3 separate regions of the Homo sapiens genome follow, and regions 1 and 2 are each linked to region 3. Evidence: chromatin contacts called from ENCODE Hi-C or POLR2A ChIA-PET data. All regions are on one chromosome and are shown on one strand. The core of a region is the stretch at or near the end of the contact, and the rest is flanking DNA. Distances in the headings are between cores, read along the strand shown.

The links. Hi-C counts contacts between places; a loop is a spot of excess contacts on that map. ChIA-PET counts read pairs that join two places held with the same protein, here RNA polymerase II (POLR2A). Pooled maps may share reads with other maps.
Region 1: a loop to region 3 is called in a map of naive thymus-derived CD4-positive, alpha-beta T cell, with 7 times the contacts of the local background. The contact joins the promoter of LINC00391 here to the promoter of GPC6 in region 3. A Hi-C loop is called at or near these places in 1 of 168 maps with a recorded cell type or tissue (naive thymus-derived CD4-positive, alpha-beta T cell), 3 of 37 single-sample maps with no recorded cell type and 7 of 50 pooled maps.
Region 2: a map of ascending aorta shows a loop between it and region 3 (5-fold over the local background). The contact joins the promoter of GPR180 here to the promoter of GPC6 in region 3. A Hi-C loop is called at or near these places in 1 of 168 maps with a recorded cell type or tissue (ascending aorta) and 6 of 50 pooled maps. POLR2A ChIA-PET finds 5 or more read pairs at or near these places in 1 of 52 experiments (MCF 10A).

What each region holds. Positions count from the first base shown.
Region 1 is chr13:94,706,103-94,710,308 of GRCh38, reverse strand. It overlaps LINC00391 (long intergenic non-protein coding RNA 391), which reads left to right and starts at 1,808. Exons shown (of 3, transcript NR_170286.1): 1 at 1,808-1,958. It overlaps SOX21 (SRY-box transcription factor 21), which reads left to right. Exons shown (of 1, transcript NM_007084.4): 1 at 1-687. RefSeq lists enhancers at 3,200-3,881, 2,546-4,206.
Region 2 is chr13:94,599,804-94,603,614 of GRCh38, reverse strand. GPR180 (G protein-coupled receptor 180) reads right to left here and starts at 1,758. Exons shown (of 9, transcript NM_180989.6): 1 at 1,543-1,758. The coding sequence starts at 1,687. RefSeq lists a silencer at 1,348-1,947 and an enhancer at 1,726-2,020.
Region 3 is chr13:93,224,942-93,228,657 of GRCh38, reverse strand. GPC6 (glypican 6) reads right to left here and starts at 1,851. Exons shown (of 9, transcript NM_005708.5): 1 at 1,042-1,851. The coding sequence starts at 1,201. RefSeq lists a silencer at 68-362 and enhancers at 416-1,258, 3,665-3,716.

The sequences.
Region 1 (4,206 bases), core at 559-3,058, 1.5 Mb before region 3:
CACCTTAAGATTGTAAATGTGTATATGTCAGTGAAAACATTGAGGCTTGGAAAATGTGTTATTTTCGTTGCCCTAAGTTTGAGTCGACTTTAGACTCAAAAACATTTTGAGCGAATATCAAAGTTAACTTTTAAAAATTGCGAAACTATTTCAGAATCGCAATTTTATCGAAGATTAAATCAGACTTTTTTGTCTGGTAATTATATATTTATTATTTAGCAAAACTGAAGAAAAAAAGCACAGAATTGTTTCAACAGATGTCTCTCATTTTCAGCTAGCATTTCTCTCCCAAGTTGAGCTGGTTTAATGTGTTTTGGATTTCCCTCCTCAATTGGCTTATTTTTTAGATCACCTGCAATTCATTTGCAAATTGCAATAAAACACATTTTAGAAAAAAGGAACCTTCAATTATTAGCTTTGTTTCTTTTTAAATGTATATATTTTGACTAATGTTTGTGAATGAAGTTGGCTAACATGTATTTAGTTTCATTTTGGCTTTATGTAATATAAAGTTTTTAAAATTTTAAATATGGTTTTAACCTTTATGTGTAAATGATTTTCTAGTGTGACCTTCTAATTTAATATTAGACGTCTAAGGTATATCTGTAAATTAGAATCCGACTATCACTCTGTTCATTTTTTTTGAACAAAGAGTTTAAATAAAGCCTGAACCAGGGAAAAGAAAAATCTTCTATTTCTTGTTGAGTTCCTAACAAGATTTTTATCTGAATTGCCCTTACGTGCCTGGTCCAGGTGAAGTGTAAGGTATCCTCCAAAGGCACCCTTTGTTTCACTTTTGAATAGATTTACTAGGAAATCTAAATCAAGCCATTGTTATTCAGAGCCAAAAACCTGATTTATCACATTTTTAATCGTGAATAGGAAAGAAGATTTTTAAAAAGCCCAAGTCGTTGTATTAGCTTTAACAACAACAAAAAAAAGGCATTCATGAACCAGTAGAACAGAGCCCATTGAAAACATCCAGACCTTTCAAAGCATTTCACCAGTTTCTAGTAACATTTTAAGAGGGGAAAGTTGCTTGACCACTTTATCTTGTTAGTTGAAGAGCCCCACCACTTAAATCAGTGTAATTTGTTCTCCTATCTTTGGGGTATTCCTTGTTGACACCTTAAGGTTTTATTTGGAAGGATAATCACTACTAACGACAAAGTACAAATTTTGGCCTCTTTAGGACTTAATTTTGTTATGCTAATCGCATTAAAGTAGAAGTATAACATTCAAATGGAGAGGGTTGGATTTCTAGGGCTAGACAAATTGCTACTAAAGTTTGAAAAATCATAAAGGATTTTAATTTTAGACAAGAAATAGAAGACTGTCAGAAAAAAAAAAATAGGAAGATCTCGCCCCCCCGCAACCAAAATGGAAATTCTCAAGATACTATATACAAGTCTTAAACCAGTTTCCCCATTGAGACCATCTCTGGAGCTGCACGTCTTTATAAACGACCCAAGTCTTTAAAGTCATTGTTTTCCCCCAACGGAATAATATTTTAAAAACCATGAAAAGTTTTGGAAATGTGAGAAATAGGCTCTGCTGGTTTGACCCTGATTCACTAATTAAAATGATCCCTCTCCTGTTATTCCCTGAGCTCTTTGCAATATTATAAGTTAATTCATATGGTTCTGAGCGATTATGCAAAACTAATTTGGACTGTCCAGGGGTAATTATCCCTGACACGGTTAATTAAATCCTTTCAAGGCTTCGTCTTTCCCTTTTGTAGCAGCCCATCCCTTCTCAACACGGAACTTCCTGCGGCTCGCTGGAAATCACCCCAGCCCTAAATCTTAGTTACCACCCTGAGCCTTCCAGCTCGGCCGCCTCCTCGGCCTGAAGACTCCCCGCCTCCTCCCGCCCCCTCCCCTTTTCCCAAAGATCAGCGTTTTCTGGGAGAAACGCTCCGGAGTTGTTGATGAATGAGAAGAGGACTGGAAAGATGGGTAAGAGGAGGGGTGAGGATGCCGAGGGGGAGCACCGAGGTCATATCGCCAACAGATTGTGCGGCTGTTTGAGGACCTCCACAGGCCCCACAGACTCGTTTATCACCCATTCTGACTCCAATGGTCTTGCTAACAAGTTGGCGGGTTTTGCGCCTGCAGAGAGCCTCCTGCCAAGTTAGACTGTGCAGAAGTAAGGGGTTGGAGCGGGGGGAGCGGCTCCGGGGCAAGAGGGCGTAGAGAAAGGCCCGGGGGTGGGTGGTGTAAGCGTCTGAAAGTGGCCCACAAATGCAGCGCTGTGATTGGGCAGAGAGCTGCTGCTGGCTCGCGATCTCTATCTCCATCTCTTTATCTATCTCCGTCTCTCTCCCTGTTTCTCCATTTTTCTTTCTTTCCTTCTCTCTCCTTCCTTCCTTCCATCTTTCTTCTTTCCCTTCCTTTTATTCTTCTATTTTCGTTTCTTTTCAAGGTTTTTTTTAAAGCCATGATGCAATTTCTTTGGTATTCACCGTTGTCCCAAAACTTGAAGCAAGCCTCGTATCCAAGGGGCCAGGCATGTTGCTTCGGGCTTTGTGCAAACAGGTGGAATTGCGCTGTGTAAGCAGTAAGAACTGGTGCTGGGGACGCTGTCGCGCGAGGGGGTGGCTTTGGGAGAGCAGGGTTGCTGGCCGCGATTGTTACTTCCCTTGACAATTTCCTCCTCCCCCTCCCCCAAGAAGATAGGAGAAAGCACCGCGGATCTCCCTCTCACCCCAGGCTCGGGGCGCAGAAGATGGAGAGAAGATTCCACTCTCCCCGGAGCAGATAGGGACGGTCGCGCCAGCCAATCAGAGCGCGGCTCGGCGCCGGCGCTCCCGGCCGCCTGGGCCGCCGTGTCCTCCAGGCAAGCGAAGTTCCCGCAACTCGTCCGCCTCGAGGGTCCGCGTCTTTCTTGCGCCCGCGGCCCAGCGGAGGCCGAGGGAGCCGTCCAAACTTTATTAATCTCTCCTCCTTTCTTTCTCCCTCAGCCCAGTGCATCTCAAAGGTCAGCCCTCTTCTTTTAAAAGACTGATATTATTAATGCACTGACAATTCCTCCCCCCCTTTTCTTTTTTCTCTCTTGCAGGGGGGAAAAAAAGGGAAATGGTGAAAAGAGCTTTTTTTATCCTTTTTTTTTTTTTTGTCCTTCAGTGGGAGCGTTTAGACAGTCGAGGAGGTTTTGTCCGAGAACAAAACGCAGGGTTGGGAGGTTTTGTGAGAGTGTTGTTTGTTGAAGTGGAGCTAAGAAAAAGCGGCGGCTTTCTCCTCATTGTGAAGAAACCAATCAGTGGTATTTGGAAAACTGTTAGCATTGTGCACTTCTTCTGTGTCCATTGTGAGGCGTTTCTTTTCACAAGGTTTTTTTTTCAGCCGATCCAGCTGGCCGGAATGAATAGCGGTGCAATGTGTACACGCTTTGTCCCTCCGGCCTTCAAGTAGCCCCCATTGAATAGACTAAGTTGACACTGCGTGACAGTGAAACAACATAATAAAAAATACATGAGCCCCTGAATAGGAGCAGGCGCATAAATAAATAAAATGGGTGACCAAAACTGGATAAACTGAATGACAAAACGGTGAAAGGGGAACAAAAAGATATTTAACACGCTAGATTAGCATTAGAATGCGATCTACAAGGCAGAACAATTGATGAATAGGTTTACCGGCCAAGAAAGAAATGGACTAAATGCCCTTTGAATAGATATGCTTTTTGCAAGGGCTTTGAATAGATATGCTTTTGCAAGGGCTGAATGGGAAAAGGTAAAGATGAAGCTATGCAAATGAGCCGGGGAACTTTTTATATATATTCTTTAAACACACACACACACACTGCGGGGGGAAGAGTGCTGCCTCGGGATGTTTATAGAAGCAATAATTGCCATTATTAGCATTGTCTGCGGCAGATAGAAATTGAACAGGTTGGGATAATATAGGGTAGCAGTAATTATTCTTCTAATTAATGGTCCTTTGCTACTTGAAAAAAGAAAAAAGGAAAGAAGTAGTAAAAGTTATGCAGAAGTTATGTTTCCTTGTGTCCATTTGCCCAGCGCTGGAATCTGTGGAGCAGGAAGCCTGGCAATTCCAAGATACGCGATGATCTTCAAACATTCCCGGGAGCCAGTCCTGAGGCTCTGGCTTCAGGGCCTAGTTTCCATTTATGCCGCGTTTTTGAGAGTCTAATACTGTGTCTGGCACATGGTAGGTGCTCACTGAATAGTCGTGGTATGAATGA
Region 2 (3,811 bases), core at 509-3,008, 1.4 Mb before region 3:
ACTCTGAGGCCCAATTGACACTGTAAATTGCATTCCGAGTTACAGTTCATTGTTTCAGTATAGTTTTTGTATTATTATTTTACTGAATTGGGATTCATGAAAATTGGTAATAACTATATGTGATTTTACACATATGAAACAGAATGAACGCACTTGAAACACCTTATCCCCAATCTGTCTTGAGAAATCTGAATTTAGTACATGTTTCTCCTCCACGTTTACCAGATGATCATCAGGAACTATGAGGTCGTCCAAGTCTCTCTGCTGGTCCTAAGTAATAACCCACGTCTTCTATACATCCCACATTTTCCAACACTGTCCACATTGTGCCATTTAAGACAGTGGCTGTCAATACTCAAAGTATGGTTACAGTCCGTTGAATGAGAAACTCAAAATGTTACAAAAAATAATAAAATTGTTTCTAGTGTTTCTTCTTCATTCACCCAAAATATATTCCACATTGGATTTTGAAAAACTGGGTTACTGAAACTCCTTTTCTTAGCTATCTTAAAAACTTCAAAAAAAAAAAAAATCAGGATCCCTTCCCTTTATTCTGTCAATTCTGTAATTTCCCAATACTTTAAATTCCTTTTCTCACCAAAGTAGTTCCGTTTCTATTATCTTCTCCTAACAATATTTTCTAGGCCAATATTCTGATGTTCATCGTTGCATCTTTTAATGCTAAAGACTGTACAAATCAAAGTTCCTAATGTCATCAAGGCAAATAATTATTTGAAATACAGCACTAGTCAAATTAAGAGTACCAAGAAAAACACTTAAATTGTGAGAGTGCAAATGAGACCAAAATTAGAATGAATTGCAAATGCATTTATTGAAGGAATAATTACTGATTTTTGAGGAAGACCAAAAGGTCTGAAATCAAACGCAACTCTGATTTCAGAAGAGCCACACAGAACACAAATTAGGGAGCTTCCAAGATGCTACTTAAATGCATTTTCATCAGCTTAATTCTAGGCCTTACTGCCCATAGTAAATCTACTGCCCTAGTAGCCAAGTAACCAAACTGCTCAATATAACAACTACATTATCAAGTGTTTTACTTGGTTTCCAAAACCACTCTGTTGCAAGTAGGTCTCAGGAAATTGGTCTTTAAAAAAAAAAAAAAAAAAAAGGAAATTTAAGTTTCTAGGGTTAAATTCTCCCGTCACAGTGTGGCCGAGACAGGAAGGAGCAAATATGCTTCTTTGCGGGAAGGATCTGGAAAGATGCGGCCGACCAGTCTTTTGCACATTGGCTTCCAAGGGGAGGGTTGGGGAAATGGAAACCAGCTTTCAGGTGCGGAACACGATCACTAGTGGCGAGAGGCCGCTGCCTGGGGCTGGAAAGCCGCACCAGCGGGGTTGGCAAGGAACGCATCCCACCATTCGCGGCAGCTGCTGCAACGCTGGAGGTCCAGGTGAGGCTGGGGAAGTCGCCGGCCTCGCCCAACGTGGCAGGGAGGGGCCGGGAGGAGCGGCCGGCGGACTCAGCCGGCGGGATGGGCCAGCGCGCCTTCATCCCCCTCCCCGCCCCCAGACCTACCATGGAACTCGAAGTGGCCGATGCGCTGGCCCTGGGCGTCCTGGGCCGCGGTGCTGCTGAAGCTGCCCCGCAGGGTCTTACCCTGGCTGCCCTGCGGCCACCAGCAGCACGTGAGGGCCACAGCCAGCAGCCGCAGCCCCCCCATGCCCGTCTCCAGGTCTGCACCGACGCCTCGGCTCCCAGCCGCCGGCGGCTGCCCGCCCCACGTCGGCAGCTGGGGGAGGCGGGGTGGGCGCCGGAGACCTGCTGCTCTGGAGCCTGAGAGCCAATGAGGCGGGCTCCTCTGCCATAAGCCGAAGACATTCACCAGTCAGAGGCCGAAATGGGCGGGACGCGCAGATCCTAGCGTCCCATCAGTCCCCGGCTTTTGACTAGTTCCCGCCTTTTTCTTTAATGAGGAATCAGGAGGATGTTGCTTCAGGTTACGGAAAACTCATCTCCCTCCTCATTGCCTAGCACGTCTTGCTACTGAGCATGCGCGGGCGCGCTGGCACGAGTCCGCGGGGCCTTCGAAGGGCTTGTGGGATTCGGAAAAAACTTAAGAAATGCAGGACAGGACTGTTTCTGGCCGAGAGAGTTAAACTCCCGCAAAGAAAAAACTGTGTTCTTATGCAGATTTTCTTCCTTGGCGCCTGTATAACCTACAGGACGTGTCCGATTTAATGTCTCAAAGACACTTAGCTCCGCATGACCACAATTTAACGCATGCCTTCTCTTGGCATCTCCAGCCGATTTTTCCCTCCTAGGTTCTCTGGCTTCTCGAATTACATTACCCCCACCCCCACCCCCGCCCGCAGACCAGACCGCTGGGAATTGTAGGCCCCCCCCCCCCCGCAATTCAATCAATTCAATAACAAGTGTGGATTAGCCCTTCTTCTGGTGAGGGTGGGAAGCAGCGGCCACAGTCCTACTCAGTTCATCACTTTGTTGGCCTATGGCAAAGACCGTCTCTACAGTCTTCATTCTAATTGGCTACAATCCATCTCTACCCTACAGCCACAGAAAGCTGTAGGAAACAATTTGCTGCACTTGCCTTGAAAGGTTCTCAATTGCCTTTAGCACACAACCCAAACTCTAGAATATGGCTCTTCAACTCTCAAATGTCTGTTTTTTCTCATCTCCATCCTTACCGCCGTTGGTTTCCTGAACACTCCCAAGTTCTCCCTTCTAGGCCTATATCACTCCCTGATCCCTCTGGCTAGAATACTTCTGCTTATTCCAACACTGGACCTCCTCACCTTCCTTTTCCTCCTTTACTCCTCCTTCCCAAGGCACTTTAAGAAGCCTTTCTCAAACCCCTAAGTCTGTAGTAGATGCCCCTGGAACCAGAATCCCTTACTTCCCTACCAGAGCACTCACGCACTGTACTGTAAGTATCCATTCATGTGTCTGAAATCTCCGCCTCTATTGTCAGCTCCAGCTGGTCAGTGACTACACTTTTTTTTTTTTTGAGACGGAGTTTCACTCTTGTTGCTCAGACTGGAGTGCAATGGCGCGATCTCGGCTCACCTCAACCTCTGCCTCCCGGATTCAAGCGATTATCCCACCTCAGCCTCCCGAGAAGCTGGGACTGCAGGCATGCGCCACCATGCCCGACTAATTTTTTATTTTTAGTAGAGATGGGATTTCTCCATGTTGATCAGACTGGTCCCAAACTCCCGACCTCAGGTGATCTGCCCGCCTTGGCCTCCCAAAGTGCTGGGATTACAGGCGTAAGCCACCTTGCTGGCTATACCTGTCTTAATGAAAGTGAGGCAGGAGAATAGGGCCTGGGGTGAGGGAACCTAAGGCGTTTTTACACCGACTTTCTAGAACTATTAAAGGAAAACCCTAACTTTCCACCCTAAGTAACAAAAGGACCAGAGGCTATGCCCTTTGCAAATCCCCACCTTTTCTGTGAGGCAGATAAGAAATTGGCTGTCCCTACCCAGTCAGACTGATTGCCAGCTGAGTCTTCGTTTGCATAGAAGTGCAACTTTGTAACTCTGTAACATTGCTTTTTGCAACCAATCAGATGTTTGCACAGGAGTGTGACCTTTGTAACTCCACTTCAGCCTCTGATTCATTGCTTTCCCCAAGAATCAGACCTATTGGGGGCCACCACTTCATTTATATGAGGTGAGCTCCAAGTGGCCAATGGGAAACTTCTAGGGAGTATTTGGACCCAAGATGATTATGTGTCCAGGCCCTTCTGCGCTGTGTAGTTGCATTTTCTTTTTTTGAGACAGAGTATCACTCTGTCACTCAGGCTGGAGTGCAGTGGCACAAT
Region 3 (3,716 bases), core at 602-3,101:
CTGTTCTTTAGCAGCCAAAGGATTATCTCTCCCCGACACGTTTCATTCACAGAGCCCCAGAGAAGCTCGGATTCGGTTGGAGCTAAGAGCCGGAAAACAAGCACCCAGACTGCCGCGCAAGTTGTCGGAGACCAAGTGCTACACACACTGGCGCCGAGAGAAAGGGTGGGCGCTCTCAAGCTCTTGGTGGAGCAATGCCAGTGGCCGGGCATGCGGGGGACACGGGGCCCCCGAACCCGGACCCGAATCCCCAGCTGAGCCACCCGCTAAAGTTGGCTGTTCGCTGGCAGACGAGGCCGGCTCCAGACCGGGTGGCAGGGTGTCCCCGGGCCCTGAGTGGCCAACAGCAACTGGGGAAGCACTGAGGAACCCTAACGGGAAAGCCCGCCCCACATCTGAAACAGGCAGCCCGTGAAGTCCCCAAACCAGCCTTGAAACGCCGGCGTCCAGAGGCCAGGTCCCCGGCGAGGGTCCCTCCCAGCCTTGCCCGCCCCCGGCCCGAGCGCCGGGCGCTCTGTCGCCCGAAGGACGGATAGGGGAGAGAGGGGCTGGGGGAGCCCTCCGCGTCTCTCCACCGCCCCTGCCGGCGCAAGGGCGGGAGTGGAGAAGGCGCCACTCAGACTGTGGCGCTGGGCAAACTGCGGTCGCAGTTCTTCCAAGTTTGCCCGAACCAGAACGCGGAGTGAGCGCCCGGCTCGGCTCTCCGTCTGCGCCTTGCAGCCGCCCCGGAGTGACCCGGGCTCCCTGGCCAGCCGGGCCTGAGCCATCAACTAAGGGGTAGAAGGGCGCGAGAGCAGCGGGAGGCGGGAGCCAGGGTGCTCCCGCGTGTGCACACAATGAGGCGGCGGAGACGCACACCTTCCCCCGCCGAAGAAGCCGCAGGAGCATCCGCCGCCCAACACGGAGACGCGGAGTCCCATAGCGGTGGCAGAAAGTGAGCACCAACTCAGCAACAGGGGGAAGGAAGGGGACGCCGGGCGGCCAGTGGGACGTGCGGCAGCCGAGGGCTGCAGCCTGCCCCTGCAGCGCGCCCGCGCTTACCTGCGATCTCCTGGTAGGGGATGTCCGCCAGGCTGAATCCCTTGGCACCGTACGCCTGGCGGACCTCTCCGCAGCTCCGAGCCTTCACATCCGCCCCGGCGGGGAGGGAGAGCAGCAGCCCCAAGAGGGGAAGAATCACAGCCCCGATCCAAGAAGGCATGGTGCAACATACAAATCCAGCTCGGTAAACCCCACGGCCGGTGCGCTCTTCACCTTGCCCCTCAAGCCGAAAGCCCGCCAGAGGCAGCGGCGCGCTCCTCGCCGCTGCCCAGCGTCACCCCCTTCTGCCAGCCGAGGGGACGAGCAGCGCAGCCCTCTGGACTGCGCTCAGCAAACTTTTATAAGCCAGATGGACGATGGCAAGCCAACAAGGGCTGGCTGGGAAGGCTGCTGCCTTGCTCCTCTAGCCCCCAGATGGAAACGGTGCAATCAAAACGAGGAAGAGAAGGAAAAGAAGTGTTTAAAAAACCACCATGGGGGTTCAGAGCTGCAATCCGAGTTCCGAGCCGCAGAATCCTGGAGCGCTGCGGGCTCGGCTCGCCGGAGTGTGCGGCAAAGGTGGGAGCGCGCGCCGGCTCCCCCGGGAGGGAGATGGACAAGCGAGAGCGAGTGTGTATGCGCGCGTGTGTCTGTTGGTGTGAGCTCGAGGTTCTTGGGGATGTGTGTGCGTGGAGGTATGTGTTGGGGATATACGAGATCTAGGGGAAACCTCAGCTTAACACAGGCTGTGGGAGCCTGTGAGAGTCCTCCTGAAATAGGAAGAGAGAAATCCTGGAGACAGTCACTGGAGGCAAGAGGGAAGGAGAAAGGAGGGGGGAGAAAGAAACGTGCTACACATTGCACAGCCGAAATTCACAGGCCGAGTCAAAGGCAAAACCTGGACTGGATCTCTTCCTAGTCGGTAGAAAGGGGAAAAAAAGAAAAAGAAACGTACCTATTTTCTTATTCACTTCACATCCTTTATACCGATCTGAAATGACATCAATAAACAATCTAGAAAGACAAGGTAATTTTAAGTCATTAACATGTTATTAAGCTGTATTTTTATGGAGGTAAAGGATAACGCAGTTCCAATTGTTGCTCTTAATATGTGTCCCTGACCTACTGAAACACAAAGCCAGAGTGGAAATAGTCATAGACGGGAGTTCATGGGTGGCAGAGCACAATCACGGCTCTAACTAGTTGCCTAATTTCTGTTTGACTTTGTTTTTTTCTAAAGGCACACATTACAGACTGGTAGTTCTTAATTTTTAAAGGTTTGGTTCTAGACTCAACAATTTCCCCTTTTTTTATTTCAAATATCTCATAGCCTTCGATCAGAAATCATTATGCTTAGGTTTCTAATGTGTGGAGGATCGGGAAAGCTAACAACCAGACCACAGAAGCAACAAGAAAAGGAGAGCACAAGGGTCAGAGGTGCATAAAGGGACATAATGGGGGAAGGGAGGTGATTCCTTCCCTCTCACTAGATGCCCTCACATAGTAGACTTAACATTTTCTTCCAAGTTAACATAATTCTCAAGTGGAGAATCAATCCAATTTCTTCTTCCTGTCTCCATTTACACTGATGTTCTGTGAACGGGATAAAAGTGAAAATTCAGGTTTGCCTAATTGACTTTGTTATGCTAATGGACGCACTAAAGTCAGCTGGCAGAAGTGTGTGTTGAAACCCAGAGCTCCTGAAACTACTAAGATAGTTTAATGAAAACCAAGACAAAATAATAATAATAATAGTGTTTATTCACTTACGTGGCTATGTGTCATAGGTCAGCACATTATTCACAAACTACTACAAGGTAATGCACAGTTTTGTGGAGCTCACCTATGAAGCTACACATGAAGATGTTTTCCTGATGATGATATGAATGACCAGAATGACTCATGAAGTTTAAATCTTTGAGTTTGTCATTATCATCACAACATATTAGGTACATTGTCTTCCTCTCTTTAATAAATTCCCCCTCTCCTAACCACCAAAAAGACTCTCAAGATTCAACCTCATTTAACCTTTCCAAACGCTTTAAAAATGAAGTCGACTTATTTACAGAGCCACTTTGTCTTCTTCAAACTCATAGGTCAAGACAAAACAAAACCAAAAAAAAAAAAAACAAAACAAAACAAAAAAAAAAACTCCATAGCTAAATCTTTCTGAAAACGCAACACACTTAACTTTTTTTCTCTTAAAATTTTAGCACAGTTTTTTGCTTTCACAATATTTATGCTAACTGGCAGATCTTAAATCACTGAACTTATTTTCCCTCAAGTCGGAAATCAAGATAAAATATATTCTGGTTATGTTTGTGGACAAACGGTGAGGTTGATAGGCTCAGGAATTGCAGTCAAGTTATTACTTCTGTCATATTTGACAACGTGACTTCCTTCAAACTTCTCTTTGTATCATAGTAAAGCATTATGCACTCCAGAGGAAGAGGGTAAAAACACACACTTCCTGTCCTACCACCTTATCCTGGGACTCATTGTAATTTACCCTGACTCAGTATAGCAGATAATTCATTATTTTAAATGGAGGTAAAGGAAGAATGGGTAAAAGCATAGTATATGTGGTTTTAAATTATTTGAAGATCAGCTAATTGTTAAGTATTGAATGAGCACTCAATACAACTTTATAGCACTAGACTATTGCACACCGTCCCTATACTTATAAAATGATCTTA